2 separate regions of the Homo sapiens genome follow, and region 2 is linked to region 1. Evidence: read pairs that join two places in POLR2A ChIA-PET (ENCODE). Cell type or tissue: OCI-LY7. All regions are shown on one strand.

Evidence for each region. ChIA-PET counts read pairs that join two places held together with the same protein. Peaks named below come from ENCODE experiments on the same cell type or tissue, not always from the same donor. Only the 100,000 strongest peaks of a DNase experiment are listed, where the experiment ranks them.
Region 2: POLR2A ChIA-PET joins it to region 1 with 12 read pairs; 2 of 35 experiments call an interaction of 5 or more read pairs at or near these places.

The regions. Positions count from the first base shown.
Region 1 is chr18:10,295,544-10,299,543 of GRCh38, forward strand. No RefSeq gene overlaps it. Among named protein-coding and RNA genes, the nearest start is that of LINC01254, 120 kb to the right of the region's middle. In OCI-LY7, no CTCF peak of the experiment used is centred here; DNase peaks (open chromatin) are centred at 1,768 and 2,988; H3K4me3 peaks cover 1,346 bases.
Region 2 is chr18:10,447,428-10,451,427 of GRCh38, forward strand. No RefSeq gene overlaps it. Among named protein-coding and RNA genes, the nearest start is that of APCDD1, 5.2 kb to the right of the region's middle. In OCI-LY7, no CTCF peak of the experiment used is centred here; no DNase peak of the experiment used is centred here.

The sequences.
Region 1 (4,000 bases):
TGCAAACTCCTTTTTCCTGGTCCCCAGGCTGTGCAGGCATCTGCTGTATCAACCTGCCAGATCCATTAACACTGTGCACACAGGACTTAGCCACCTGCTGCCTGTGTAATTCACCCACTTTGCCTTCCAGAGAGCAAGGTAACACAAGGGCAGTAGGATGCTGGGAAGAGGGGAGGCGGACATTGTTGGTCCAGGGTCAGCTGTGACAATCTACCTCTAGGATGCAGTAGTCTTACAGCCAAGGCAGCCAGTGTCTTTCTTACTTGTGAGTCTGTATTTTGTTCAAGTAGCCACTTGCTGCTGGAATTTAACAATGTGATATAATCTCATGAGAGCCATGGTGGTAGTAGGTGCAAAATGCCGGAGCCTCACTGAGAAGGAAATGGGTGAGTGTGGCTTGGGGAAGTGGGGCAGCTTCAACACACAATCTGAATCTTCTGTGCCATTGTGAGGCAGGATAGGAACTTCCAATTCTTCCTTCCCAAAGTGGAGAGTCACAGAAGGGTTCAAAGCATGGAGGAACATGAGTCAATTGCTTTAGGAAGATAATTCTGGTAGAGATAAGAAACTCAGCAGCCGTTGCAGGATGCTGTATTTGTGGACAGGATTTGTGACAAGCACAAACTTCTGGTGAAGGAGGCTGTGATGGAGCTTGCTGGTATTTCTCCATTTCTTCCAGGGTGCTAGATATTTAGCCAGAACGATGGGTCTCAAAATAAAATAATGACTGTGTTTTGTAGCCTCTCTTGAAGGCAGTTGAAGTCATGAAACTGAATTCCAGCCAATAATATATTTAAGCAGAAGAGTTGCGGGAGGTTGCGGGGTGTTTTCCTTAGGAGACAACCAGCGCCTGCCTGTGCCCCATCTCCATGCACCCCTTTCTCCTGCTGCTGACACCGTCCTGAGCTCAGGGTGACCACTGTGCCTCAGGGATGCGGAAGTGTGAGCTGAAGGGAGCCAGGGGCCCCAAGTCTCACAGAACACTGGGTTGTAAACATCAAAGATGTCTACCTGTCTCCATTTTAAGTCACAGTTACTTGGGGGCGGGGGCGGAGGCGGGGGGTTCTGTTATTTGCTCCAGATATAATTCTGAGTAATGAACAGACCGCTTGGGCCCTCTCTTCTGGAACAGTTTCAGAAGTCATGATGTGGCTGTGCGTGGTGACTCACGCCTGTAATCCCAGCACTTTAGGAGGCCGACGCGGGTGGATTACCTGAGGTCAGGAGTTTGAGAGCAGCGTGGCCCACATGGTGAAACCCTGTCTCTACTAAAAATACACAAAAAAATTAGCTGGGCGTGGTGGCGCATGTCTGTAATCCCAATTATTCAGGAGGCTGAGGCAGGAGAATCGCTTGAACCCGGGAGGCAGAGATTGCAGTGAGCTGAGATTGTGCCACTGCACTCCAGCCTGGGCGGCAAGAGCGAGACTCCGTCTCAAAAAAAAAAAAAAGAAGTAATGATGTGCCCAGCTGAAGAGCATCCAAATGCACCGGAGCTCCCAATGCCCTCCTAGCACCAGCCAGCGGGCCCCCACGGTGAGTCCCATCTCAGAGCTCCACATGCGTCCTTTCAACCACGCACGTCTTCATCGTCCTGATGAATGGCAAAGGAAAGCAATCCTCCCAATGAGAAAGAGGATCCCTTCAGTGTTGGGCCACAAAGCTGGCTCTGACACTCAGTCCTTTGTCACAGTCCCTGAGTCGAGTCCCCTTCCTAGAGAGGCTCTATGTGGTCACTGAAGTGGAATGACAGTCAGAGCACACACCTGTGATCAAAGGAGGGCGGCTGTGCACAGCCAGTGCCGTGGTGTGTGGGGGCTCCGTCTCTGTCTCAGCCTGGGCCCTCGGTGATGTGGGGCCCTTTGCAACCCCTAAGGCTCCTTGCAGAACAAAGGAGCTACTGAGGCAGCTGGCTGTGCCTGGCACCTCCCTGCCCCCACCCTACCTCCCATGTGTTTTTTTTTTTTTTAATTTAAGCAGCTTCAGACTGTCATTCCATGTCTGTTGGGTTGAGGAAGGAAAATTGAAAATCTCTTTCAAGGATCTTTAAGATTAAAAGGTAAGAAGAGGCAAGTCCTTGCGGTTGGGCTGAGATGCCCTGCTGGGCAGGGGCTGCCCCATCCCTCCTTCCTGCTTCTCCCCCTCCAGAAGCTGTTCTAGGAGGCCTCTGGACACCTGGTCCCACTTGATCACCTTTGGCAGTGGCCAAGCATCAGACCTTTACTTTCTGTGCATGCTGGAGACCTGTGAGGGGGAAGCAGCCCTGATGATCCTTAGTGGATTTTCACCCTCATTTCTAATAAGTTTCTTTACAGCAATCCACTTGTCAGGGAGCCAGGCCTGGCAGGAGCGAAGGGCAGTCCACTTAGGAGCGGGTTCCCAGGAAACAACCTGTGGCTCTGGGGCCTGCTGTTTCCTGAGAAAGACCCAGCCTCACTCCCCAGGGTGCCCTGCTGTGTGTTTCTGCAGTGACCCTCAGGGTGCACTGGTCAGCACGGCACTGGTATGCAGAGTTCCTGGCCCTGCCTGAACCTCGGTTCTTTCGGTGGGTGACCCTCCACACCATCCACTCTCCCCACTCTACTCCCTCCATCTCTGTTTGCCTCCTTAGCACACCACTCACTAGAGGAGGAGGAAAGAGAGGCCCTGAGGCCTGATCCCTACCTTTTCTCTGGAGCTCCAGCATATCATGCTGTGAAGAAATGTTCCAGAGAATGCAACATGTACTCATGGAATTAAAATCTTTCAAACCCATATATATTCAGACAATGGAGAGGGTATTTACAGAGCTTATAAAAATGAGCTACGTGTGGTGCACCTCTAGGGTTCGCTTTAGCCAAGAGAAACTACTAAGAGCTGACACCGGTGTTCCAGGCTGTGCTGAGGGCTGGATGGGCACTGACCCAGGGCAGAGGGAGAACACAAAACAGATGCCCTCAGCACAGGCTGCGGGGGCTTGCTTCAGTATCTGTTATAGCTGAGTGACCTCGGGCTCAAGTTATTTCCCCTCTCCGAGCCTCGCTTCCTCCTCTGCAGAATGGGAGGTACAATCATATCATTATTTAAATGGGATCAGCCTGTGCCTATTCAGCTGATGCAGTCCCACTTCACATGACTGGAGGGTGGGGGGCTCTTTTTGGGAACTTTGGAGGTGGCAGCAGTGGGCCCTGCCTCATCTGCACAGGTGGTAAATCACGTGCATGTTACTGGGCAGTGAAGACAGGCTCTCTGGTAATGCCAATCCCCTGTGTGTAGCTGTGATTCTCAATGTTTTTCTACTATTCAGCCTATGGCTGACGTTACCCAAAGCCCTAGTTCCGGTTTGGATGCAGGAATCTGTTGTAGATTAATTCACATGTGATCTCCCCTGGATCCTGCAGCCTCTTGGTCCTCCTGCCTTTGTGCCTCAGTTCACTTATTTCCTTGTCAAGGGACACCCTTGTCTGTACTTCCCCATCTACCCCCAGGTGCCATTGCCTCTCAGGGCCACACTCTTCCTTCTGTTCTAGCCAGTGACGGCCTCTGGTCCTTAGCAGCAATCAGAACTTATGGTATACACATGGTACACACACACACACACACACTCATGTCCACACACGCACATGCACACCCACACACGTATACATACATATACACGCATATGCAAGTATGCTCACATATACATATGCACAGGCACACATCAAATGCACAGACACATACACATACGTATAATGTACATGCATGAAAGACTTACAGAAATATCCAGCTTTGTATTGTACCATACCTCACCAACAAACATGGAAGCAACTCTAGGTCAAGGGCCATTTCTCAGACATTGGTAGATATCCATGCAATGACTTGACATATTTCTCATGCATATTTTCTCTTAAATATTCCAAGAAGAAGACTTTTCCTCACATAGAAAACAAGAACTATTGGATAGGAGAGATGAATAGATAGAATTTCTGGAATTTTCCCTACTTAAAAATAATGGGATGTTTTCAACAACACACATTATCTT
Region 2 (4,000 bases), 150 kb after region 1:
GGAAGTGGAGGTGGAAGAGGCCCTAAAATGAGATGAGGAGACCTGGAATCTAAATAAGAGTTCATACTCAGGAGAAGGTCTGACTTCAAGGGGTCTCGGTTTCCTCGTAGCCCTAAACCCTCCGCTGAGACTCAAGGCTCTCTTCCACCCATCACGGGTGGACATCACCTCCGCAAGATGAAGAGTTCCACCTAAGTGCTGCTTGCATCTACTTCTACTGATGATTTTGGAGTTGCTCAACCCTCGAGTTCCAAGAGAAAAGCACAAAGGTCTGGTCTAAATGCCAGCAGTACAGCTTTACAGTTTACCACCTGCTGCATCTCTGGGGCACCCTGTGGACACCACATCTGATGGAGACTGTGCTCATCCAGCTATCTCACAGGGGGAGATGTTTTGCGCCCACCGCTGTATGGCCGTCCCCACTGACATAAGATCAGCCAACTGATTGACCTCTTATGCCCAGAGACTCCTGCCTAAACCTGCTGTCCTGTAGCTCATTCTGGATGAGCTCATAGCCATGTTGATCTTTTGTTCTATAAATTCTCCAGACTTTGGTTGGTGTCCTTGACCCTGCTTCAAGAAATTTTCCTTGCCACTGCAGAGCAACGTGTGCTGAGTACGCAGACTTAGAGGCTCTCCAAGAATACAGGGATTGGGAGTAGAAGCAGCAGATAGTTCATGCTTTACACAAGTAAGGCTAAGCCATTCCCAGACCAAGCTGAACTTAACGTGGTGCACATTATGATGCTAGTCTCTTCTCCAGTATGATTTGCCACCATATTTGCTGTTGTTCATTTAACTCGAATGGGTCTGCTGGAGTAAAACATTTGGTTTCATCTAATCAATCAAGAGTCTATGAAGAGTTACTAATTTAGGCACTGGGCTAAAGCCTATGAAAAATTTAGAGACACAGTGTAAGACAATAAACTATACAAGCATGTAAGGTTTTCTTAGGTTTATAGGGTTAATTTATTTTTGACTCTGGGGCATTTTTTTTTTTTTCTTTTAGAGACAAGATCTCTGTCTGTCGCCCAGGCTGGAGTGCAGTGGTGCAATCATAGCTCACTGTAGCCTTGACCTCCTGGGCTCAAGCGATCCTCCCACCTCAGCCTCTCAAGTTGCTGGGACTAGAGGCATGTGCGACCATGCCTGGCTGATTAAAAAAAAATTGTAGAAACAGGGTCTTGCAGTGTTTCCCATGATGGTCTCGAACTCCTGATCTCAAGCAATCCTCCAGCCTTGGGTTTGTGTCTGTTTGTAGAAGTTTTCTCTTTTTGTAAGGACAGAAGCATCAAAGTCACCAACTTCTGTATGTGAAAATAAAACACATTCTAAGTTAGCACCTGGTATGCTCTCGCAGAACAGAAGGTACATAAACCCTCAGCGCCTGTAGAGGCATCTCAAAACTCTCTGAACTTCAAGTTTGCGTCTTTACATTAAACAGCCTTGGCTGTCCTCTGACCCTCAAAAAAAATGGCATGGTGATCAAAGGAGACCATGTATTTGAAAAATCTTTTGAGCATTTCAAAGTTTTATACAACTATGGAGATTAGGCATCGTGTGAACTTTGTGATGTTGAATTTGGTGGCCCAGAGGACTGTTCTGTTTTCGCTTAGCTCTGCTTTAGAGACCTAAGTTTCAGCTAGATGAAATGTGATTTCATATGGCTCCTCTCCCTGAATATGCACAATCCAAAACACACACACACAAATGTGTACATTCTAAAAGGACTAGTCAAGTCCTAATACTGAAAATTTCAGAGATTCATGGCAGTGGGCAGCATTTTAGTAGTTAGCTGGTCCACTTGCCTATCTTACAGCGTGCAATAATCTGTTTTAAACACTAAAACGTTTGAATATTTTATGCATGAAATAATGAACTATAGTACCAGATACCAACTGCAATAAATGTCCAAATAGCCTATGTAACATTCCTACCTTTCCCCTTTAGCTTGAATGTCTCAAAACACATCTAAATCAATTTTTCTACTTTCTACTTTTTTTTTCTGTCTAGTCTTAGAGCTGCAAATAGCACCTTACTGAGAGCCAGAAAACCCAGTGACTCTGCCCCTTTAAAGTTGTGACTTTTAGGCAAACCACTCTTTGGCCTCAGTTTTCCCATCTGCAAAGAGAGACTAGTAATAGCTGAATTATCTCAATGAAAGATAACACTGAATGTAATGTTACAATGATGTAATCAGATGGTAGATTGCCACCCCAGATGGTCAGTTGAAGTAAAACATATTTGGTTTCATATAATCAAAACATAGTGAATTAAAGGAACAAAGTTATTAAAATGTTTGATACATGACTAATTGTAATACGACTAATCTTATAATTTTTCATCTTGTACAATGTTTCTCGAACTTCCTTTTTATTATTGCCCCTGAAGGAAGCTTTTTAAACATTTTTTTTTTACTCATCCCATTAGATTGTAAGTACCATGGATACACTTTACATCTGTTTAAGTACTGCCTTTTTGGAGGGCTATAAATCATTGTAATATCTAAGTTTTTTCACCTCCCCCTCTAAGAACCAATTTTTGCTCCCTTGGGGGCAATTTTGCTATTGGTGAGAATGTATGGTCTAGTCTAAGCTCATTATTGTCAGTGAATTATTATTTAGGGTGCACTTATGTAACACTTAACTATGTGCAGGTATATGCTGCTATTATCCCCATGTTATAGATGGGGAAACTGGGGCACAGCCAGATTAAGTAACTTGCCCAGGGTCATAGAGCTGAGAGATTGTGCCCAGAGAATCTGGCTCCTTAGCAATTGTGCCAGGCTGCCTCTTATTTGTTGTATTTGTTTGAGTGTTGCTATGTGTGCCATAACAACCTCGGGTATGCTCGGAGTGAATACCAGAGTTTTTGTATCTTCCTGTTTCTGTAGTTGGGTGCCGAAGTGGCTTAGGGTGGTGGTGGCTCATAAAGACTATTTTTTGATGCTCTGATCTTATCCTGCCTCATTTACGAGTCCAACAAATGCCCATTATGGAAGGACTTGTGAAGGGGCTGGGGGAGGAGACACACACATAATACCCGATTTTCTTCCTGCCTTCAAAGGGCCAAATAATTTAGTTGCGCAGATAAAGCAGTTAGACATAGAAGGCAATCAGCACTAAAAGGAAGAATCGTCTCTAAGTCACATGAAGGTACAGACAAAAATGCTATTGAGGTCCTTGAGTGTCTCCTGTCCCTGAGGTCATCTCATATTTTCTTCCAGTGGGAAGGTCCATAGTCTTCTCATCAGTCCCCCAAACAGACTCGTGACAGAGGGTAAATGAACAATTAAGCCAAATCCCCTTCATACATACCTGTTCCTAATTTCAGGTGGTTGTACATATGTATCTGATACTCACCAGTTGGTCAAAACATGAATGAATGCTTGCTAAGCTCACAAACATTTTATTTGTTTTCTCTGATAAACGCCAGGAGTATAAAATGGAATGTAACATTTAATTTCTTAACCTCAGAGGCTGTGTTGCTCAGGGATATATCTAAACTGCATTTTATTTTCAAAATAGAGCTTGTTCTAGTTAACGTGTTTAAAAAATATAACTCCAAAATATGCCCCCTTCTAAGGGCCCCTCAGGATAATTTCGTTGTCTTTGCCTCTGAGGGAGCTGTGTAGGATTTTTGAAATTTTATATCTACCATTTCTCAAAGTCCTGCTGTGGGCAAAAGACTGGAAATACTGGCTTAGGTGCTAAAAGGGGAATGGTGATGACTCAACCACTCCTGGCCTTTGGATGCTTCCAGTCTGTGGGAATTTAATGTAACCTCACAAGCTTGGAACTGATATCTGACAAGTTTCAAGAAAAGTCTATTCCTGGTGACATTTTGTAGGCTCTGAGGACTCAGAGGGTAGTCAAATGCTTTCGACCATACTCATAGTTGACTGTGTTCTAGAATCCATGTTTTAAATACCCTGGCCCTTCTTAGAACCAAAAGGCCTAGAATCTCAGAAATTCCAAATGACTAAATGACTTGCATGATG